Linked DNA regions of Mus musculus: region 2 is linked to region 1. The links are chromatin loops, found by intact Hi-C in ENCODE. Cell type or tissue: left cerebral cortex. All regions are shown on one strand. Links, peaks and the distances in the headings refer to the core of each region. The heading gives the core; the rest is flanking DNA.

What was found. Peaks named below come from ENCODE experiments on the same cell type or tissue, not always from the same donor. Only the 100,000 strongest peaks of a DNase experiment are listed, where the experiment ranks them.
Region 2: it touches region 1 in a loop (3-fold over the local background); 6 of 42 quality-filtered maps call a loop at or near these places.

What each region holds. Positions count from the first base shown.
Region 1 is chr9:81,857,958-81,870,246 of GRCm38, forward strand. Mei4 (meiotic double-stranded break formation protein 4) reads left to right here and starts at 5,713. Exons shown (of 5, transcript NM_175213.4): 1 at 5,713-5,960. In left cerebral cortex, for the core only: a CTCF peak has its summit at 5,776; DNase peaks (open chromatin) are centred at 5,718 and 6,238; H3K4me3 peaks cover 1,197 bases.
Region 2 is chr9:81,629,207-81,641,495 of GRCm38, forward strand. Htr1b (5-hydroxytryptamine (serotonin) receptor 1B) reads right to left here and starts at 4,626. Exons shown (of 2, transcript NM_010482.2): 1 at 4,480-4,626; 2 at 1-3,665. The coding sequence starts at 3,346. The coding sequence ends at 2,186. D430036J16Rik (RIKEN cDNA D430036J16 gene) reads left to right here and starts at 2,724. Exons shown (of 3, transcript NR_040395.1): 1 at 2,724-3,073. In left cerebral cortex, for the core only: CTCF peaks have their summits at 2,456, 2,670, 5,188, 6,085 (motif pointing right) and 1 weaker place; DNase peaks (open chromatin) are centred at 2,010, 2,609, 3,393, 3,534 and 5 more places; H3K4me3 peaks cover 3,982 bases; H3K27ac peaks cover 1,158 bases.

The DNA of each region.
Region 1 (12,289 bases), core at 2,196-10,195:
CTGTCTCGAAAAATCAAAAAAAAGAAAGAAAGAAAGAAAGAAAGAAAGAAAGAAAGAAAGAAAGAAAGAAAGAAAGAAAGAAACTCTCAACCCCAGCTTCGTCCTTTTGGATGACACCAAGTTGAGACTGTTGCCCTACAGAACGCCACTATGGATATTACTTAACCTACTTCTGACTCATTATCATATAAAGTATACTTGATTCATCATTAAGCTTTCTATAATAAATGTACTGAGTCTCCAGGTTGCTGGTGTGTCTCCATTACAGCTCACCTGATCCTAGTTTTTTTCTGTTCATGTCTGTCCTTTCTTCATTCCCTCATCAACCTAGTTGATCAAGTCCAAAGTTATCTTAAGTCATGGCAGGCAGCCCCACTGAGTTCATCTGAAGTGAGTGAAAGGCATGGCACTCTATAAAAGTGCCCTGCATGAAAAAATCAAGATAATTAATACCAGTGATTAAAATCTTTACATGCTGTATTAGATCTTGTGAATAGTTTATTTTAGTATCTTCTTAGTTATGAGCGTCTATGATTACCTGAGTCTTGGGACAGATGACAACAGATTTTCAGAGTGTTTCACTGAGGTTATCTCCATAATCCCACCATCTATTATGGGATGTTCGTTTGGGACTTTTCATTATTGTCCTGCTAATTTCCAATTATTGTTGCATATAGCCAACATAATACTAGCCCATTGTGTTTTTCTCATTTAGTACTATGTAAGTACACCTAACAAAGTAAAAATAAGACAATCTTTTCACAAACACTAAACAAAGACATTTTTAAAAGTAGAAACAGATACTTGCCACATGGTTGTCAAAAATACCAGCTTCAGGGTAGGTTATCTCCAAAGAACTTGTTATTCAGGGAGTCCTAGAATGCAGCTGTCCAGCACCCATGGATGAAGTGGGTATACCTGAAAGGGATGCTGGAAATGGAAAAAGGATGGCAGGATGAAGCCAAGACAAAGGTGAAGCCAAGACAAAGTTGAAGCCAAAATCAAGGCTCAAAGTTTAATTTTCAGGTCTGCATTTATATAGGCAAACCCCAAAGACCCATCCTTTGTTTCATCTGGATTGAGTTGCAAAGCAAGCTCAGCAGGAGGTCGGTCAACTCCTCAAAGCTCAGGCAGGGAGTTGTAAATGTGGAGAAGCCAAGTGCTGACCAGAGCCAGGTTGTAAAACCATCTGAGGTTTGCTTACCTTATTCAATGCTGGGGTGAGGCATACTAGAGAACCCTAAAACAATAAGAGGCTATTTCCATTGATGTTGGTTGCATATTTAAACTGGATAGTAAGAACATATTACTAAAGATATCACATGATTACAGGGCTTGGAGAAATAAGGCTAGAACTAAGTTGTAAGTGCCCCTTCCTTGTGTTCTAGCTCTTATGGTGCTGGAAGGTGTTTCTAAAGTTGGTGTAGAGTCCCAGTCAATTGAGGATTTTACATGTTTCATAATAAAAGTCCACCAGACAAGATTATCAGCTGGTGCAATACTGGTTCGTTGGTTCTGTATAGAACCAAGTTTTTGATCAGATTTGAACCATACTTCACAGAGGAAGAGCAAACCTTGCACTTGGAATTTAGACAAAGCAAGTGGCTAGAAAATCATTTGAATATTTTTTCCTGTAGTTTCTTTTTCTGATTAATTTGCAGTTCTGTTTTATTGCAAAAGAAATAACCACCAAAGATCATTCACACAGGTTCCTTACTCCACGAAAGCCATAATCAAACTTTTATGTCATTCTTTCCAAGACTCATGTACCACTCCAAAGAGGGAATATAAAGAATGTGAAAGCTATGAAAACAAAGTGAGGGGAAAAAAAAAACAAAATTAGGTAGGTGTAGGAGCTTATATGGAGGTCTTCCAATTCTGTCACATCAGTCCATCTCTCTGTCTGTATGTCAGTACTCTAGTGGGTGAGAAACTTAAGACCCCAGACCAAGGTGGATACTGTTGACAGGTATCACAGCAATAGATCTGCAATGGACAAATTTGAAAGTCATCAGAGGCAGATGTATCTAAGAGATGGACAAATAGAAACAAGGGTTAGAGGACCTATTTGCCCTCAGAATCATCATTAAGACAATTTCACGTGAATATATTTCTAAATAGGAAATTGTAAACTGTATTTAATGCCATTATATAGAGAATGCTTAGCTATATTCCTGGATGTGCTATGGTGCATTGGTCTAGTGTATGGGTTTTGAGGAAAGAGAGTAAGATAGGCATTCATAGCAAGCTGAATGTCCTTGGATGAATAAGTCTGAGTCAGTTTCCTCACTGCAAAATAATTAGGGACAATATGGGTCTTATAACATTGCATGAGGGGTAACAGCATCAAGCTGTCTATGATTGCAGAACAAGTAAAGTGTATTTGGCATCTGCTAATTAAAACTTTTACTGGCTACTTTTATGTCCATATGACATAAGCTGGAGTTCCCTGAGAAGAGGGAACCACGGTTGTGAAAATGCCTCCATGAGATTGAGCTGTAGGGGAGCAAGCAGACTAACGCACTTTTGTAATTATTGACTAATGTTGTGATCTTGTGGGAGAACCCAGCTCATTGTAGGTGGGGCCATCCCTGGGCTGGTGGTCCTGGGTTCTATTAAGAAATCAGGCTAAACAAGCCCTAAGAGCAAGCCAGTTAGAGGCACCTGTCCATGTCTATCAGCTCCTGCTGCCAGGTTCCTACCCTGCTTGAACTCCGGTCCTGACTTCTTTCAACAATGGACTGTGATGAAGAAGTATAAGCAAAACAAATCCTTTCCAGGGCTGTGGAGATGGCTCAGTGGCTAAGAGCATTGACTAGGCATCCAGAGTCCTGAGTTCAATTCCCAGCAACCACATGGTGGCTCACAACCATCTGTAATGGATTCTGATGCCCTCTTCTGGTGTGTCTGAAAACAGTGTACTCACATACATATGATAAATAAATCTTTAAAACAAAACAAAAAATGAAAGAAACAAACAAACAAACAAAAAAACCAAACAAATTCTTTCCTCACTTCAGGTTTTTTTTTTTTTTTTTTTTTTTTGGACATGGTGTTTCATCACAGCAATAGAAACTCTCAAATATTATTGATGATGCTTGGTTGTAAAATTTGACTCTCACTAGACTGCAAAATCATTGAGAACAATGGCTCTCTCTTACTCATAATTAGTATTTATATAAATGTTTTTGGAACTTTTGAATTAAAAAAGAGCCATTAATATTTTTTTATAAAATAAAAACATGATTTTCTAACAGGACAGCTTATTATTTTCTTTCTTTTTTTTTTTTTTTTAAAGATTTATTTATTTATTATATGTAAGTACACTGTAGCTGTCCTCAGACACTCCAGAAGAGGGCGTCAGATCTTGTTACAGATGGTTGTGAGCCACCATGTGGTTGCTGGGATTTGAACTCTGGACCTTCGGAAGAGCAGTCGGGTGCTCTTACCCACTGAGCCATCTCACCAGCCCTATTATTTTCTTTATAATGTATAGTATAACATACTATAAACTGTTTGTCAATCCTTCCTTTCTCCCATGTGGCTTCCGAAGACGGCGCCTTAGGTTGTCAGACTTAGAGGCAAATGCATTTACCTGCTGAGACATCACAGCAGTGCGTTGACTATATTTTGAACTCAGTTTACTCTATAGTGGATTTTAACTATCAATAAGGTAGTAGATTCAGCATCTAAGATTATACATTTTGTGAAGATCTTTTCCTTTCGTTTTATTTCAATACTCCAAATTTATAGAAAGATGCTGAGACCAAGGAGCCAGAGGTCCTTGGTAGACAGACAGATGAGAAAAGGGACTACCAGTCAGTAATAGAAAGACAAATTTCCGGTTTCTTTCATACTTTCACACTTGGCAGTGACACCCTCTCCACTCTTGATTGATATGTTGAAGGTGTTCAGATAAGGTCAAGACTGTCCCTGAACATGATTATCTGAATCTTTGGGGCAATTATCAGCCCCCCCCCTTTTTTTTTCCTAAGCTGACCACCATGAAATGAGAGAAGGGGGAACTATCTCAGGTCACCAAAACCCAGCTCTATGGATGAAAATCAGATCCTAGTATGAAGGTCTTCTTCAAATTTGTGGGGTTTCTTTCTCTGTACTTTGCTTGCTTATTATGTGTATGCCTGTTTCTTCACTTTCCATAAAGCTTGTCATTTAACCTTATACATATCTTTATCTATAAAGGATATCTGTACATATTCTTAGAAAAATGGGTTAGTCACAGTCCCATCGACAGACTGTGACATTAAAAATGACTCTAAAATCACTCAGAATTAAATGTAAAACATAAATAGAGTCCATTACTTTATTCAAAGAGCATGTATTTGATTGATCACTTTGTGTTTCATTAGTCTTGAGTGAGTCAAAAACTTGTATAATTTTCTTAAAACGTTTCTTTTTCTGCTATGTATTCTAAAGCATCTTTAACCATCTGAAGATGTTCAAAGAAAACTATTGAGGTTGTTGAAATCATTAGGTCTTTACATTTAGGTGGTAAATAGTTAAAACTACCTCTGGGCTTTCGTTCAGGATTTCAGTGGCTGTGCTGTATTTGGTAATTGCTACCCATTTGTTTTAACTATTAGACTGAGTGCTCTGTCTTGTATGGAGTTGTAATCAGGTCTTGACCAGTAATCAAGGCTGTAACTGGCACGTAACAGCTCAATTTTCTCAATAAATGTATGAGGGGAATTGAAATAGAATATCATACTATTTATCAACGCAAACACAACTTTTCTACATCACTCCTACTTGACTGTTCATTATCTTGAAATGAACTTGGATGGTTTGATTTTACATTACTCAAAGAAGAGCAGTGAGCACAGTAGAGCACTCACAGTGTTCATCACCTTAGCAGTCACAATAACCCGAGTTTAGTTTGCATGAAAGCACCGTTGCAAGATTAACGAAAGCTATATTAAATTACATTATAGTTAAAATTATTGACTTTCTTAAACACATGGATAGAACAATGAAGCTTAACATTTCCAAGACATTTGCAATAACTGACTAGATGCAAGCACTTGCCTTAATAAAGGGTCATTTACGTAGGAGAATGAGCTGTGCAGACCCCCCAGATATAATATTTGGTAATTTATCCTATACAATTGTTGAAACCTTTAACTATTAGCAAATTAGCACATTGTTAGTAAAGTCTACATAAGTGACTTCCGAATGCTTAGAATCTCCTTTGCATTTTAATTTCTGAGAAATTTCAGTACGTGAGGCAAAAAATTACTTAAAATCCTAGATGAAGATATGACAGGTGGACAAATGAGAAACATAGCGCTTCCTCCCGCAGGAAGCAAAGATTTTAAAACCATCTTTGGAAACAAGCCAACAAATGAACCCAAAGAATCTGTTTTCCCGACTGTTCCCATGTAGGACAGGAGTTGGCACAACAGAAGCTTTCCTGAAACTTTTCCTTTTTTTCAAGCCCCGTGAGTCTCTCCTTAGAAACCAAATCAGCCTTTCAGGAGAGGAGCTGCAGGCAGTCCTAGACTATTTTGAACTATTTTGCAGAAGAAAGGAAGATGCAGGAAACACCTGCCTAGTCCAGCCAAACCGGCTAACCGCTCCTCGCCGAGCCCGCCCGAGCCCGCCGGAGCCCCTCCCAAGCCCCTCCGAGGAGAGTGGCGCAGAGGCTTCTGGGACTTGTGGTCTCCGCGGGCCTCCCTCTTGATTGGCACTGGAAGAAAGCCGGGAGGAGTGGCGCTCTGGGCTCTGGCGCCTACCTGCGGGCTGCGCTTGCATCAGCGTGCATGGCCGGGAATACTGGCCCCCGAGCTTCCCCCGCCGCCTGAGGGCGTCCTTCCTTCTCAGGAACCCCAGGCTTGTGTAGCATCTGCCTGCTCTCTGTACTCTCGGGCCCCGGGTCCCCTCAAGCAGCGCACGCTCTCAGGTGCTGTGGCTTGGGGTTCCTTGTCGCGCCCTTTGCGGAGGTAGGTCGCCTCACGCGTGGGGAGGGGCATTTCTTTACCTGATAAGTAGGTCGCGCCTGGAGCCTCAGAAACTTGGGCGGGCAAAGCGTGTGTTCTGTGGTGTGTTCTACACCTTAGAGTCTGTGCAAGCCTGCCTTCACTCTAGAGGTGGCTTCTGAGGTTTCCTGGAGGAAAGGGTGGTTTTGGGGGACCGTAGGCACTTGTTGATCTGATCTTTTATTGAGCAAGTACACACCCAGAGGAACTGCAGAAAGTGTTGGGGGTGTTAAAAGTGGGACGGGTGCGGTTTTCTTGGGATCTGACAAGCATGTGCTGGTACATGAGGTAGAGATAAAAATCATTCTTGGAAGAGCTAGGTTGTGGTGAGATATGCAACAGATCAGAGGAGCAGGGCCAGAAGTGGAGTCTCCATTACGGAGGAAGAAGCCAGTGAGGGTTTGGTGAATCTGGAATGTCCAAAGTAGCAGAAAGTCAATAATTTGAAGTGAATTAAATAAAGCCTTGAATAGCTTTATAGTCTGCAATTACATATTTAGAGGATTAAAGTCCCACCAGGAACCACAGAAAATACATTAGTATGTCGATATTCACAGAATATAAATATGAAATTCATAAGAATTTCATAACTTGGATTCTTCATCAACTGGAATTTATTATTTTTTTTTCTGTATCTTTTGGATTTTTGAGACAAGGTTTCACTTTGTAGGATGGCCTTGCCTCCTGCTCTCAAGACTAATGGCAATATGTATGCCTCAGACTTGCAAATGCTGGGATTAAAATGTGAACCACCAAGTCTGAATATATCAGGTTACTTCCAATTAGCAAACTTTTTATCAAATTCATTACATACATTCTGATCAATTTTGGCTTGTTTATATTACTTTTTCCTGCTTAGAATTATATGATTTTTGGTATATCTTGTGACTACAGTAATGACATTCACAAATTGACATCCACTATTTTACTTTCCATTGTTATAGCTTACAGCTTCTGTGAGGGCCTTAGGTTAAACACAATGTCTTTGTATATGTCAGTAAACCACAAAATTTACAATTCAGTCGTAAAATTTGGACATGAAGACCAGGAGCACAGATTTGTGACTGAGTATTTTTTTAAAATTTTTTTTTTCATGAAAGTAGCAATGTTTGGAATCAGATATTTGAAACCAATATTATGGAATTCTTGTTAAAAACATAGTATTAATTTATCCCATGGTTTATTATATCAAAGAAATTAGAAGTCTAGTGTATTCTAGGTTTCATGATATATGTGAATGGCAGGTATATGTTAAGTTCTGCTGTATGAAAATACTTGAAGCCAAAAGTCACAGCGCCAATTTAATAGGCATATTAACCCAAATCATTTGAAGCATTCGTGAGATAAACATACTTAATGATTGTATTGTGCATAATGTTTTGAAGGATTTGAGATTTAGAAAGCTAAAGGGTTATAAAGACAGAAGATGTTAATGTGCTGAAGAGAAAGTAGGTACGTTTTTAGACACTGGGATGTAATCAGGGCAGCATCACTAAGTGTTTTAAGAATAGGTTTAGAGTGTCAGCTACAGCAACGGGAAGAAATAGCATTGAGGATTTGTCAGTTTTGTCACTTGTAACAATGGCAAGAACACTCAGGTACTGTGGGAGTATTGAAAACTCCCCTTTAAAAAAATCTAATAATTTTAAAGATTTTGTAAATGTACATTTTATCTAAGCACACTTCACTTCATACCTCTTTACTGTTCCTTTTCATGTCCTGCCCCCTCTCACTAGTATGCTTTGCTCTCCTAGACAGTTTTAGTTCTGCTTCATGTCATATGTTTACACATGACTGTATCTCTATAAAGTCTAGGAGCCACCATGGATAAGACAAAACACATGCTCGTTGTCTTTCAGACGCTAACTAAATTGCTTTAAAATGACCATCTCCAGTTGCATTAACTTTCCAACAAATACACAGTTTTTATCCTTCTTTATGGTTAAAAAAAATCTCATTCTGTATATGTAACACATCTTCCTTATCCTTTCCTCTGCTGTGAACACTGCATTGGTCCAAAATTTGATTATTGTGAAGAGTGCTTTGATAAACACTGTTGTGAGAGAGGATCAATGTTTACTTTTGGAGGAACTTCCACTCTGACTTCCATAGTGGCTGAACTCATTTACATGTGAGCAGACTTGGGTGTCTGAGGGTCCCTTTTTGTCCACTCCCTCACTATCACTTCTGTTATTTGTTGTTTTGTGACTATCATTCTGACAGTGGTTAAATAGCACCTCACTGTAGTTCAAAAAAAAAAAAAACTTTAAAACTGTTTGAGATTACGACATAATTACATCATTTCCCTGCTTTCTGAAATGTCTTCTCTTTATCACCTACCATGTACAGCTCTCCTTTGTACTCACTTAAATTCGTGGCCTCTTTTTCCTTGCTGTTACATATCTATCTGTCTATCTACCTATCTATCTATCTATCTATCTATCTATCTATCTATCTATCTATACATTGTACACAAACACAAAAATATGTGTGTGTAATGTATGTACGCATGTATGTATGTATGTATGTATGTATGCATATAAATATGTAAATACAACCTGATCAGCCTGTATAATGTATGTTCTGGTTCGTTATTTTTAGATGCCTGATAAGGTTGAACATTTTTTTGTTTGTTGACTGTTTGCATTCCATCTTTTGAGAAATATTTATTTACTTCATTAACCCATTTATTGGTAACATCATTCAATTGCTTGTTTAGTTTCTGTGTGTGTTCTTTGTGTACTTTAGATATTAATCCTAAAATAGCTACCCAAACTATCTCTGGTCCCATAGGCTCGCTTGACTCTAGTAACTCTGTACTCGTCTGTGCTGAAAACACTGATCTCATTCTGTCCTAATTATCAGATGCTGACCTTAGTTCATGAATGACTTGGTTTCTGTCAAATCCTTGCCTATGCACATATCTTAAAGTGGATTTCTTACCTTTTCCTTTAACAGTTACAGGGTTTCAGGTCTGATGGTGTATTAGTTAGGGTTTTATTGCTGTGAAGAGAACCCATGGCCATGGCGACTCCTATAAAGGAAAACATTTAATTGGGTCAGGCTTACAGTCCAGAGGTTTTGTCCATTATCATCATGCTGGGGAGCATAGCATCATGGAGGCAGAAATGATGCTGGAGAGGTAGCTGAGGGGTCTAGCTACATCCCAACCTGTCCAGAAGAGAGAGTGTCACTGGGTCTGGGTTGGGCTTCTGAACCCCTAAATCCCACCTTCAGTAAGGCCACACCTCCCAGTAGTGCCTCTCCCTATGAGCTTATGGGGGGTATAATGGTAGGAGCATCCTGAGTGTCATGATATTTTTTAAAAGTAGAAGCCATATTGTACCAGGAAAACCCCATGAGGCTTCACCCTAAAACAAGGAACTTTAGAAAACTGGGGAAAGCTAGAAATGGGAAATGTCATCTTCCCCAGGGTAGAGCAAGCCAATTGGTGATCCTATGACCTATATAGACTGAACTTGTTATTTAAGAACACATACACACACACACGCACGCACGCACATGCACATGCACATGCACACGCACACACACACACACACACACACACACACACACACACACACACCCCATACAATACATATGCAATATACACATAAATGCAAGAAATAACAATGAAACACTAGGCCATGAATTTGAAGGAGAATGGGGATGGGTATATGGCAGAGATTGGAAGGAGAAAAGTGAAGGGAGAAATGTATTATAATTTCAAACAAAATAAAATAAAACATCCATTGGAGTTTATCCTTTTTTTTTTGTTTTCTGTGTTAGGGATGGAGCTAAATGCCTTGAGATGACTGGAAAAGTGTCCTATCTCTGAGCTATGTTCTCAGCTAGAGGATATCTAAAGAACTGAAAGAGTCCCCAGCCAGAGGAAGAGACTGAAAGAACTAAAGAGCAGAGATTGTTAATGGAGAAGGAACAAGGATTTGATATGCAATTTTGGAACATTGCTCATGGTATATAGGACAGAAAGTTAGTGGCTGTTATTTTTGAGATGCATATCACAGAATAATCGCAGTTTTCTCATGATCTAGCTAAGGATCTAGTTTGCTTTATCTGTCTATCCCCTTGGTATATCAGTTACCTAATAGTCTTAACTACCCATCCTGTGTTAGTAGTCAGGTAGATTGTATTCAGTGGCATTTACTAACTATGGAGGTAAAATATATATCAAATAACTAATTAGATCACATGACACAGTGCAGTTCTGATACCTAATAGGAAAAAATGTAGATTATATCTACTCACATTAGAACGAAATATGCCTTGTAACTATCAAAGAGAGTAACTTCACGCATAGGATAGGCGTAGATCATTGTTAACATGTTAACCATACCTTTCCCATGATGATGTTTGTTCATTTACCATCAAATTATTTACGGATCTTTTGACAATAACGGCCTCAGTCTCTGCTCTTGGGCATTTAGAATATATTTTTCCAGTAGGCTGGTGAGGTTGGTTGGGAAGACTTTAAAGAACCAAGACTTTGTGAGGATCTTCTTCATGCCTAGGATTGCTGCTTTAAAAAGACTAAATATGAACTTAGTGACCGTTTAATTTTATTCCTGGTACAGTTATTCCCATTAGGGGGGAAACAAAAAGGCTTGGGGAATGGTAAATCGATGATCAACCACAGCCTCCACTGACTAAGTCTCTTAACATCCTTTGGAGAAGCCACAACAACATAGTGCCTGTCACTACTTATTAGAAATTTTTGGTAACAGCTAATGAAAGTATCTTTCTTCCCCTTTCCTGTTTTAAATATTAATGCCTTCTGAGTCAAATGATTGGAGAACAAGCATCCACTTTGCGAGCAAGCAAGGTTACTATTGCTGCCGTGATTTGGCATTGTAGCACTGAATGTTGGCTAAGTGCTTGTACAATCAATTTTATTTTTCAATTTAAAAGATAGCCTGAAATCACCTCTGTCAAATTTTGTTTAGTGTGGATTCAGAAAAAAAAGGATCTTTCTTAAAGGGGGCTCTTCTTTAATGTGGAAAAAGGTGATTCATGAAGACTAGATAAAACATAACAAAATGTCATTATTACTTGAGCAGAGTGAAGCCTTTAGTCATCAGTATTATCCATGTGACTTTTTTCGTTACTGGTTTTAGCAATGGAAATATAAATGAAAATAAAATAACAACAGCTGAAATATTATGTAAAATGCCAGCTCTCATTGTGATATGGTTTTCAGCTAGGCACCCAGATGTGCGTGTGTGTGTGTGTGTGTGTGTGTTACAGCATATCAACATATGTCTTTCAATATAAATAAATCAGATTAAAACACTGGATTTTATTTAGAGCAAAGGCTGTCAAACATTTCATATACTTCCAGGGAGTCACTATTTAAGGCTTTGTAGGCTACACTATTTATATTGCCTCTACATAGCTCTGAGGTCCTGATGCAAAAGCAGCTGTACATAATCGAATGAATATGGACATTTTATTTTATGTTTCTTTGGTTTCATGTTTTATAGAGACAGGATGCCCTCATTTGACATGTGAGCCATGTTTTTTTTAATGTCTGCTTTACAGCACCTCTGAGACTTCCTAGTAAATAAGAAGTACTACAGATAAGTATGATTGATAGCTGAATACTACAGAAAGGCTGAGATGGACTATTTTTATTGACTATTATATCTTCATTTATAGCATAGTGTCTGATAGGTAAGCGTTAACTTGGTGTATATGTTGAATAAAGCAATAACTAGCAAGCTTATCTGGTTGAAAATTAACCTAGGTAGGTCAGGGCATTGTATAGTTGACTTCCAGGTTATGTGATAGGACTACCTAAAATACTATCACTTTGAATAGATCAGATATTTCCTTTGAGTACTTCAAAGAACAAATTTGAGGAAGACGAGTGAAGAAAAAAGAGGTAGCTAAAAATGACAGTAAGAAACATTAGGTTTGTGAATCTCTACCAGTACAAATGAAATTTTGTGTTATTGAAAGGCTACTCAGAAATGTGTTTGAGCCCCTCTCTCAGTCTTGGGTTTACCTAGACTGCCCTCTGTTCTGTATGGCTTTGATGCTTGTCTTCCTCCTGTCTCTCCAGCTACTAGGCCAGTTCTCAGAGACTCTTAGAACTTTCCCTCCTGCAGATTCCTGCTTCCTCCTACATGCCTTAAGGTGATCCAAGACCCCACCAACGTCCTCCTCTTACTCAACTCTCTCTTGCAGTTCTAACTGATCTTTTTCCTCACATGCCTTTAGGTTTTGATAATGGAGGGATGCCTCTTTCGTATTGCTGTGATTACTAGATCCTG
Region 2 (12,289 bases), core at 1,494-9,493, 230 kb before region 1:
GACCAACATATTAACAATATAAAAAACAAATGCATGCTCTATGTGCATTCCTCCATAGGAGAAATGTCACAAAGCACAAACAAAGAAGCTAGGGATCCAACAGAATAAACTATAGATCCCAGTCTATAGGATTATCTAATGCCTAAGATTTCATCCTACTCCAGTGTCAGGTATAATGTTGGTTGAAATTCCCTTTTTTACCTACAGTACATGTGAACTTTTGAATAGCATCTTTTCAAGAGTCATTACCCAATGTGAAGGTCTGCACAGTAGGCAAGCAGTATAATTCAGCTCACTACATCTATTGTGTGATGATCTGGACTGGGCAGCTTCACACAGGGAGTGGATCCATTTTATAAAGACAACTTCCTTCTGCAGACAAAAGGTCTCCAGTGCAGACAGCCTCTGAAGCAAGGACTGTGAATCTTCTTTGGCATATTAAACATTCCACATACACATTTGTTCTTACAGTTAACCCTTCAGGACTGCTTCTTTTTATTAAGAAAGTGCATTTTTTTCATCTTCTAGGATGTGATTTTACTGTATTATGTACCCCCTAAAGTGAATCCAAAATAACTAAGTGTTATTGAAACTTAGAAAAAGAGATACGCTTAAATTATTTCCAATGTTCTAGTCACTGAAGTGGCAGGTCACTAATGTTTCCAAGGCTAGAAGGCTTGCCAGTTTCCTGGTTGTTTAATAAGCCTGAGGTTTGGTTCTATATAAGTTATAAAGAAAATAGGTTTGTTTTCAGGCTTTCTCGGCTTTTCTACATTTCTAATGTGTAATCTTCCTAGCTGCTCCTGCCCAAACTTTAATAGTAAGGACAAAACAAGCTGGAATCTCTCTCTCTCTCTCTCTCTCTCTCTCTCTCTCTCTCTCTCTCTCTCTCTCTCACACACACACACACACACACACACACACACTCACACACTCACACACACTTTAATAGTATTGGGGGCATTTTCAAGATTTCTGAACAGGGAAACCAGCTCTCTTGGTTACTTTAAAAATTCACACACAAAGGAATCACAGATGGGAGAGAGTGCAAATGATTATCAAAAATTGTCTCATGCAATTTTTAAGTTTTTTTTTACAAGTCAAAATATACATCCTCCTATTTCCCCCTTCATTCCTCAATTATATAAGAAGTCGCTTGTGTTTCTTCAGTCTCCTCTGCGCAGCATGGAACTGGATAATGAAAAAAGCTACTTTCTTGTTAAGGAACAGTATACAACTCTAATCCACTTGAACTCTGACAGCTGCAGGTTGGGCTGAGCAACCCAGCCTATCCTCTTTCCGTGGGGATTTAAGTGTGTGAAATGACAGGTACGTGAGATTAGAAAACAAAGCAGCCTGCAGACTTTGGCACTAGCACACATCATGTTTTGAGTTGTTAAGAGCTGTGGATTGACGATCACTAAACAGGAATTAAAAAAATTAGAAATCTGCAGAAAACAAACAATCTTAGGTGTTGATTCTGAGTATCACTCCCCTTCTCCCATGCCCACCCACCACCCCCATATAATTTTTGATTGTAATAAAAATAGAGATCTTAGCATCAGAATTTTGCTGTTAACTCTTCAAGGTTGCTCTGTGCCGTCCAAGCCACATTCAGTGTTTGAAGCACCAAATCCACAAGTTTCTCCGACCAAATTTAAATAAATAAATGAAGACTGAAGGATGCCAAAGTGTTTAAAACTTAAGCTGTAACACAGAGTTCTCCCCAGAGCATAGAGTATTAATTGTCAAGTTCAAGTACTGCCAGGCTGTATGTAGAGGTGTCTCAGGCCTCAGACAACATCTACAAGTGCTACTGGCTTAGAGGGCAACAACATCCATGATACAAAACGGGGCAGGGATACCCATCCATCACCAATGTTAAAAAGTTGCAACCTTTTGTGTGAATGGCTGCTGGAGGATCTGTGCTGAGCCCGGACTTTGAGTGGAGGAAGCTAAGTTCCTCGGGTATGGAAGCTTTACAGTAGTTTGCGTTGTTCACATTCCAGAGTGCTCTCTCAGAGAAGCTAGGCTTCTGCCGGGGCCTCTGAGGATCCATTGCCCTTGCCCAGAAGAGAGAGCCTTGCTTCCACCCAGTAACAGGGAAAGAAGATTTGACCTACCTGTGAAAAGACCCAACTTGGTCCCCAAAGGTCGCTTAGGCGACCCCACTGCCATTGACAAGTCAACCTGCGCACTTAAAGCGTATCAGTTTGTGGAACGCTTGTTTGAAGTCCTCATTGGACATGGTGTAGATGATGGGGTTGATGAGGGAGTTAAGATAGCCTAACCAATTGAAGAAGTCAAAAATGGCCATGTGAAACCAGCAGGCATCCTTACAGATAGGCATCACCAGGGAGATGATGAAGAAGGGCAGCCAACACACAATAAATGCTCCTAAAATGATCCCTAGGGTCTTGGTGGCTTTGCGCTCCCTAGCGGCCATGAGTTTCTTCTTTTCCAGCAGGGCGTCTGAGACTCGCACTTTGACTTGGTTCACGTACACAGGAGACCCGGACTCACTGGGCACGTCCGGAGCCCGGGAGTTAATGGAGGTGACCGAGGATGTGGATCCCGGGGAGTCTGTTATCAACTGGGCTCGGGTCAAGCGCTTGCCGGTCTTGTTGGGTGTCTGTTTCAAAATCCGAGAGCGGGCTTCCACATAGATGCGGCCATAGAGGGCGATGAGGAGCAGGGTGGGTAAATAGAAAGCGCCCACCGTGGAGTAGACCGTGTAGAGGACGTGGTCGGTGTTCACAAAGCAGTCCAGCATCTCCTCCTCTGCTTTGGCTTGACGCCAGAAGAAGGGTGGCAACGAAATAGAGATGGAGAAGACCCACACCAGCACGATCATGATGGCCGCCCTTTTGGGAGTCCTTTTAGCAGAATACTCCACCGCATCGGTGATGGCCCAGTAGCGGTCCAGGGCGATGACACAGAGATGCATGATGGAAGCAGTGCAACAGGTGATATCCGACGACAGCCAGAAGTCGCAGACCACCTGGCCTAGTGTCCAGCGTCCAGTGACCGTGTACATGGTGCTGATGGGCATCACCAGGATGGACACGAGCAGGTCAGTGACTGCCAGAGAGGCGATCAGGTAGTTAGCCGGGGTGTGTAGCTTCCGGGTCCGATACACCGTAGCGATTACAAAGGCGTTGGAGAGCGTGGTGGCCAAGGTGATGAGCGCCAACAAAGCAACCAGCAGGACTTTCCAGGGCAGGGCGATGGAGTCCTGGTAAATGTAGCCGTCGGCGCTGCAGTTGTGGGAGAGGTTGGTGAGAGGTACCCCTGTCTGGGAGGCGGCGGGAGGCGGCGGGGCGCACTGAATACCCTGCTCCTCCATAGCTCTCCTCGTCCTGGCTGCGGAGCGCAGCTCTTGAACATGGAGCGGACCAGGGAAAGAACAGAGGACGGGAGGATCATGGAGACTATAGGCTTGTCTCCTTTGGCTAGCCAGTTCCGTGGGCTCCTCAGTAACTCCTCCGCCTGTGTTCTCAGCCCAAAGGAGAGGTCACAGGCGCGGCCACCAAGCCTGCGGGCGCGTCCCCTGCACTTCCAGTGCGCCAGGCGCTGCTGCCGCGTCTGCTAGCTCCTCTCCACTCCCCGTCTTCGCCCGGGTGAATAAAGCACTGGCCCACCCAGTCCAGCTTCTCTCAGGTTCCCTGGAGGCAAACAGTGGAGAAGGACTAAGTATCGCTTGTAGAGGGGTCTCGGGGTCTAGTGGGACCTCTTACCCCAATTGCTCAGGTCTCAGCTTCTCCTAACCCGGGCGCTCCGGAATCTGCAGACTCCGCCCGAAGGAGTTTGCTGGCTGTGCAGACCGAAGCTTGCAGGCCAGTGCAGAGTCCTGGGCTTGCATCCCCACCCCATGCCCCCTACAAGCCCGGAGCTCCGCCACTTTCTTTGGCCGCCGCCTGACTTGGGGATTGTGAAGTCTGCGAGCCAGCCGCGCGGCGCCAGCAGCCTGGGCGCCGCACTCCCTCCCTTTTCACACGCTGGCCACACCAGCGAGCTGCCCCGTGGAGACCCGGCCACCAGAGGGGAGACTCTGGGGCCCGAGCTGCGGCAGTTCGAGCCGCCCTGCAGCTGTCACCACCTCCAGGGTTCCAGCAGCGCCGCTGGGAGCCATGCCGCGGGGCACAAGGGGCTGGGGCACCTGGAGCCGCACACCGGGAGGGGGCAGGTGTCTGGGGGAGCGGGAGGAAGTCGGTGTGCGCCAGCCCGGGAGCGGGGTGTGAGCCTCAGAGCCGGTGGGGCTCCTTTTATATTATCTGGGTCCAGCCTGGTCCGGCTGTGCAACTCGTGCAGTGCGGCGAGAGCAGACGGCGGCTGCAAAGCACCTTCCCTTCTGCTCTTTCCCCCCTCCCTCCCTCTCTCCCTCCCTCCCTCCCTCCTTCTTTTCCTCCCGCCCAGATCCAGTCCCTGCTACAGAATCTCCCGCAGGGTCCTACCGCCCTCTCTCGCAGTTTTCTTCACCTTGTCCCTTCTCCCGACCCTGAAACTTGGAGTCGCCTTTCAAGCAGGGAATGGGTAATGGGACGTCCTGTTCTAGCCTCTGAGAGCTTTGAGTCTTTGCGCTCCGCAGTCAACCCACGTCTTTAGTCGCTGCCACAGACTTAGTGCGGGCGTCCGGGTCTAGGCTTCCGCCTACCACCACCTCCCTCTTTCCTGGTGGTTGGTGGTAGGTGGAGCAAGCGCCAATATCTGAACTCTCCCTTCTGGAATCTAACCCCACACCGAGGGCCACACCCAGTTTAGGAGGCGCCAGGGATGCTTCCTTAGAAGGAAGCAGCCAATATGTGCATGCTATACTTCATGCCTGGGGCTTTGAGACATCTTTGACTCTTAGTACATTAAAAACACAATTTCCCAATCTACATTTAGAAATTTGTGCTTGTCATTCAATCCTCCCCTTTAACTTTGTGAGTCAACGGGAGAGAAGCTGTCTGCAAGATGTAAAACAGTGTCATAAAGAGAAGCCTACTGTATGCGAAATTAAACCTTCCACCCCATCCTCCCGCCCCAGTGGCTCCGCAGCTCAGCGCCCGACTTTTCAGTAAGAAGTTCTTCCACTCAGCCCTCCCAGAAAAGGAAAAATAAAGGGGTCTCTGAGCCATCACAACTACAGTCACCACTGTCTCCTTTGCCCTAGGCAAAAGGTTAGCAATTCTGCCATAGGGGGCAGTAAGCATAGCAGCTGGGTCCCCAAACCCGGAGCAGATTCCCTAGCCTTGGTTTCGCCTCCAATCTGAACAGAAACAAATACAGGGTCTACTTAGGAATCAAAAGCAAAGTAAATGGCAATGTATTCTCCCCGTGTTAAGGACTAAGGTTCCCACTAGAATTCCCGCGAGCCTAAGTGTGTGTTTGATATGTTGAATGGATCTAGTAAGAGTCACATTATAATTGAAATCATCAGTTTCTCTGCAAGTGTTTTTTTTTTTTTTTTTTACACCTCAAATCGTTCCATCCCAGAGCTCAGCCAGGATCATCTGCTCTATTGGCCATCCAGTTTTAAGGGTGGAGCAATTTCAGACCTTTACAAGAGACTGAAGGTGACAAAGTCCCAAACCAAATTCCCTGAGTTCTTGCCCCTCTAAGCCAGCAAGGCAGACAAAAATTAGAAAGCATAACTGATGCTGAGTGTTTTCCTCTGCATTAGGAATATGGAGACAAACGGGGCAAATTCAGATCCAGTTTTACAGCAGTTATATTTTAGGAGAGGCAAAGACAGTTGCTTACAGTCAACTAAATCAGTATACTTTCATTTGGCAGCTAGTGTCCTAAAAAAAAAAATCTTCCAAGCTTTGGAAGGGGGCTTTTTAACTAAGGTTTAAGGTTTAAGCTGTGTTGCAGTAGATGCCGCGAGGATAAAAACACCACCTTTTTTCCTCTTTTCCTTTTCCTAAGATCAGAGACTTCAGCATATTAAGCATTTTTTTCCACCACATTTTAAGGTGCCCCATCCTCCAGTCTTCAACTCGATCTACCTACATGAGGTGCCTTCATTATCTTACTAACTAGCTCAGCACCAGTTAAAAGCTATTGAAAACGGACTGGAAGCTGGCAATGTTGAGCCACTAGGTGGGGGCGTTGACCAGGATGGAGCAAGAGTGTGGTTGAGGGGCAAGAAAGCCGGGTGGATGCCAGGAAACTATTTTCCTGCTACTATACTATCATTAGTATCATTCGGGAGCTAGGGAAGATTGAGGGGCGTGTTCAAGAGGCGGAAGGAGGGAGAATATTAACAACTATGGACAGCCTTCTTATTTCTGTTTCCGAAGCAGGAGACTGAGAAACCGCCTTGGTGTTGGGAGAGAAACAGACACCTGTGGCATTCCCATGCATTGCAGCTGATCTGAAGTCCCACACCCTCAGCAGGTTCTACTACTTGCAGGCAGATTTTGATTTTACCTTCTGGTTAGAGCTCTGTGAATATGCCGCTGCAGCACAGAAGGGATTTAGGCGGAGCTCAGTGAAGCACCACAGTTCATTAAGCTAGTTTCTGAATTTCACTCGTAGCTTCCCAGACTTGAAGCATATGAAAAGCAGCTGTTTGCTCAACAGTGCATATTTGTCAAACAAGAAGCTTACCCATTGCTGCTGGGTACCAATTCCTGATGTTTGTTTGGTTGGTTGGTTTGCTGTTGTTGTTGTTGTTGTTGTTGTTGTTGTTGTTGTTGTTGTTGTTGTTGTTCCAAAGTTCCAGGTCTTTCAAGGGCACCTTCTCTCAAGGGCTTCTGTTCAAGAGAACAGTAAAACTTCCTTGTGTAGAAAAAGGTCTGATTTGATGGCAGGACCAGACCAGATAGTGACTGAGTCATTAGTATTGGGATATGAACCACCCTCAAGGGGACTTTCCTAAGCCAGGAGGCTGTGAGGCTCCCTTGGGGAAATTGCAGGTACAGTCTGGGAGGGTTTGATCATGGTCTTATCACTTTCCTGGAAACCAGAAGAAACATGACATAGAACTCATAAAAAATTCACTGTCCAGCACAGTCCTTATCATCCAGTGAAAATCTCATTGAAAAGTGTCCAAGCCACTGGTCCTAATCACAGAATGTGGGAACTGAATAGACACTTCTTTTTCAGGTCTAAGGCCAATGTTGGCTGTTTTTACTGCCATGTTTTTTTTTGTTTGTTTGTTTTCGTTTTTGTTTTCCCCACATTTATTCTTATTAGATATTTTCTTCATTTATACTTCAAATGCTATCCCGAAAGTCCCCTATACCCTCCCCCTGCCCTGCTCTCCTACCCACTCACTCCCACTTCTTGGCCCTGGTGTTCCCCTGTGCTGGGGCATATAAAGTTTGCTAGACCAAGGGGCCTCTCTTCCCAATGATGGCCGACTAGGCCATCTTCTGCTACATATGCATCTAGAGACAAGAGTTCTGGGGGTGCTGGTTAATTCATATTGTTGTTTCACCTATAGGGTTGCAGACCCCTTCAGCTCTTGGGTACTTTCTCTAGCTCCTACATTGGGGGCCCCTGTGTTCCATCCTATAGATGACTGTGAGCATCCACTTCTGTATTTGCCAGGCACTGGCAAAGTCTCACAAGAGACAGCTATATCAGGGTCCCTTCAGCAAAATCTTGCTGACTGCCATGGTTTTTAATTCCCACAGGTAAAATCGTCATCGAAGACTCCAGCACTGAACAACCCTTTCCTGTGTAGCGATAACCCATAGCCAGGCTCCTCTCAAACAGCCTCACTATCTCTGAAAGTTGGTTGGTATCACTGAAAATGCAAGATCTTCCAAGGGCCTTGGCTCTTTCTATCCTGTGTCTTCCATAAGGGAACTTTGGGAGGGTTTGGATAAGTGGACACAGGTAATTCTTACAAATTCTGGGTGCTCCAGGATCCTTTTCCACATTCATTGGTGTCCATAGTAGACTAGAGAGATGATATGTGTGTCATAATACTTTTATGCTGTCTAATTTCTTAAGAAATTTTAATATTCACTAAAGAAGATAAGCAGTTCGTTACTAGTCTGGTGTAAATTAGTTCCTAAGGAGGACTGATTCTGCTGTGTTTCTATGTATGGTGAACAAGTCATGTTAATATGAGGAGGGAAAACAGTCTCAAAATTAGAACATAATATATATACATTATATAATATATATATTATATAATATCTATTTTTCATTGTCTAAGACATGTCTTTTTAACAATAGACACTGTCTTAGTGTTCTTTTGCTGTGAAGAGGCACCATGGCCATGGAAACTGATACAAAAAGAAAGTACTTCATTGGTGCTTCATTGCAGCTTCGGAAGTTTAGTCTATTATCATCATGGTGGAGAGCATGGCAGGGTGCAGGTAGCCATGATAGCTGAGAGTTCTAGATCCAGATCCAAAGGCAGCAGAAATAGGCCTGGCTTGGACCCTTGAAACTTCAAAGCCCACCTCAGAGACACACTTCCTCCAACAAGACCACACCTTCTCCAACAATGCCATACCCTTTAATCCTTTCATATGTTGCCACTCCCAGATGACTAAGCATTTGGATACAGGAGCCCATGAGGGGCATTCTTATTCAAACCATCACAGACACTTTAAACAGATACCAGCAACAAATATATTAATATCGGTTCAAAGCTAACTCAGTTCAAAGCAGCTAACTTCCAAGTAAGTGAAAAATCACATGTTCCATGGCAAAAGACTTTAGTCTTAAAGGAAATTTTTAGCTCAGAGATACCACTAAGTGTCACTAGTATACACTGCCTGGATGATTAGCTCCACCCAGCAGGGACTCTTCCTCATTGGGAAGGGTAGGATTTGTTTGTGATGAAAAGTTTTTGGATGAGAAAGCAATGCCAACTGAGTTCATTAAACATAAAAGAACTCTTAAGGGAGCAGCACTATTTTGAAGCTCTGTTCAGGATGAATTCTGTCTAAAACAAAAGCAAATCAGAGTGCCGCATGATGAAATTGACCATCAATTCTAAAGGAAACAATAGAAAGTCTTCCTTTTATATTCAAAATAAAGAATGTTGTCTTAATTTCACCTCAAATAACAACAGAAAAGCATCACTGTGTAGTTTAGGTTTGTAGAGAAGACAAGCCAAGCTGTGCTTTACTGCTTCTATACCTGTAATTCCTGACTAATAATCATGATCAGTTGCTGAAGGCTTTGCACTAAGCCATATGCTGTGTGTCCCACACACATCCCTCAGTTAATTGTTACAACGCTGAGAAGTGTCATTATCATTCTCAGCTTCTGAATGAGGAAATTTAGACTTTGTGAATTTGAGGAACTTTGCTAATATCAGACAGCTGGCAAGTGTGAAGCTGACCAAACTCAAGTCTCTCAAACTTCCTGTGCCATTCCTTTTCTTCTGCATTAAACTGGTCCTACACACCTCAGCCTTGGCAACCATTTTAACCTGCCTGTCACGGGGCTGTACTTTATTTGGTTCCTTCCAGGAATGTGATAGCAAAAGTCTGCAGTTATTTAAGTGGCCAGAATAATCTTACAGGTACTTTCACAATTCTGAAAGTGGGGAAGAAGAGTATTGTATTGATTATGGTTTTAAAATTCAGATATAAAACTCATCTCTTATGATTATATGTGGGTCTCTCACCATTATGCTACAGGCAGTATTGACTGGAGAATACTGCTTTGTCTTATGTCCAACATGCACATGAAAACCAGACTAAAGCTTTACCTATGAATACTTTTGCAATTCTTTTATTGTCAGGGCTGAGGGAACCTTCACCTTTTTTGTCTCTCTTTATACATCTCTCAGCCCTTGCTGTGGACACAAATATGTATACTGAATTTTTAATGTTGCCAACTAGAAGACTTTTTAATTGTGAAGACTAGGTATACTGAATACTGTGACATTCCAAAAACTACCATACTATTCAACTATCATAAAAATAACAACATGTTTAATTGCTCTTCTTCTGACTTATGTATTGAACATAACTGCCTCTCTTTTCTCCCTAGGGCCAAGTAACTCACTAAAGCAGGTGGGTTAGACAACAAAAAGACTCTTCCTTGGGATAAAATTATTATTCAAATAAAGTTATTTAAAAGGTTTAATCCAGCAGGGCATAGTGGTGCACGCCTTCAATCCCAGAACTCAGGAAGTAGAAACAGATGGTTCTTCCAGACTTTGAGGTCAGATTAGTCAATAGAGTGAGTTTTAGGACAGAGAAACCCTGTCTCAAAGGGAGAGTGGGGGAGGGGACTTAATCAACTGTAAACCAACAGTTTAGGGTGTTTATCTATTAAAACTAATACAAAGCCCAGGGATGTATCCAAAATGAACTCTAGACACCAACATGCTAAAAGTCTTATAGTTCATGTAAAATATGAGACATTGTTGCTTTGAGTGTTCCTGAAGGTTGGAAGCATCTCACTAGAAATGATGAGAAACTGTCTGATTGTGTGGGATGTAGCAAGAGGCCCAATATGAATCAGAGAAGAAATTAAGTGCAAACTTTCAAGACTAACAGCCGAAAAGAATGACAATAATAATATTACTTGTATTAAAATATTTAATAGTGTAACTAAAGTCTCTGTTCCAAATGAGGGTAAACTAATTTAATCCTATGTACAAATAAAGAAGGGAGTGTGCTTCTAGGGTAGTGAGCTACTCAAAACCAAAACAGGATAGCACTGGAAAAAGTTCAAACTGAGCCTCAGGAAATGCTGAGAAACTGCAGGGCTGCCCTGTTCCTCTTCCATGCCATGTGTCTGTTGCTTCTTCTTTTCTTATTGAAAGCTGCTGCCATTTAATTTAGTTTTCACAAACACTATATAGGGCTAACATTTCATTTTTTCCCATGTTGAAACCATACAAAAAGGGTTTTTTTTTTGACATTTTCATACATACATATATCTTCATACATACATAAGACATACTTTGATCATTTTTCTTCCCAACACTACCCTCTCTTGCCCACCTCTTTTATCTACATATGTTTCATAAATATAACATTTTGTTTCTTTTTTCTTTGGTTTAGTTTTTGTTGTTGGAGACAAGCCTTGACTGTAGTTCAGGCAGTTTAGGAAGTTCACTGTGTGGTCTATGGTAGAGTCATACAATGATATTCCTGCTTCTGCCTCTTGTGTCAGCACATGATCGGTCACTATCCCTAGCACAAGCTAACCACTGTTAATTCTGCATGTAGAAGTACTGCTTATTATTTTGTAAACCTACATGATGTGACATGTTTTTTTCATATTGTTGTCAATACCTTTAGAATGTTGATCATACTGTTTTCAGTCAAATATCAGCAGCTAATTCAAACCAATTCCAAGTTTACAAATTATGAAAAATAGATTTTGCTTCTGAATAAAGTGAAGGCAATCATAAGAATTGGACACATTCCTTACTCCCCAAGAAAAACTAAAAAGGACACTTTTTTTTTCAAGTTTCAAGAATTGGCCAAACTAAAATTCCATGGAGAGAGAATTTCCCAAGTGAACTAGTACCTGCTGTATTTTCTTGATTCTGTTCTCACAATGCCAATCAGAGCTTCTCCTAGGGAAAGGGAAGCAAGCAGAGATTTCCATCATGGCCAGGGTTACTAACATGGGATCATTTGCTACATGTTGCTGCCAAACAGAGCAAAGGGGACATGAGGAACATCCAACACACAATCAAATCTACAGGTCTTTAAGAGCTCAAAAGAATAATGCCCCCTGAAAAGAAAAGGCTTACCATAAAACTAATAGCTCTTTTTCCTTCAATCAACAAATGAAAGTTGGCAGCTCAGTGGGGACAGTATACAAGAGAAGGCAGAAGAAGAAGGCAGAATAGAATCTGGTGCAGTTGAGGCTGAACAAAGACCCTGAAGTACTCATCTAAAATCAAATCCCCAAGAATAGGATGGTTCAAAGACAGAAAGATTCTCATTTCAAAGCACCTTTGACTCAGGTCAGCCTTTAGGCAGCTGTTAATTCAGGTATTTATACATTCCACTGATCCTGAAAGAGGCAAACACCATCTACAAATACTCTCAATGTCTTTTAAGTAAAATATCTGAGTCAAGTCTATGCCTATAGACCATCACTGGATACTTTTACAATGTGCAGTATCTGTTTACCCTAAGAAGCATAATGTTTGCAATCTGCTAAAAAGAATGGGACTAATAATAAAAGCCCAGACAATAGAAAAAGTTCTATATAAAACTGAGATATTAACAGTTAGCAGGAAAGGACTTTATCATCAATATGGTAAGGAAAACAAAGAAACAGTAGATTAGTTGTAGAAGTAGCATGTTTAAACCAAGAGTGAGAATATTAAAGCAAAATAATATAGACTTTCTAGAAA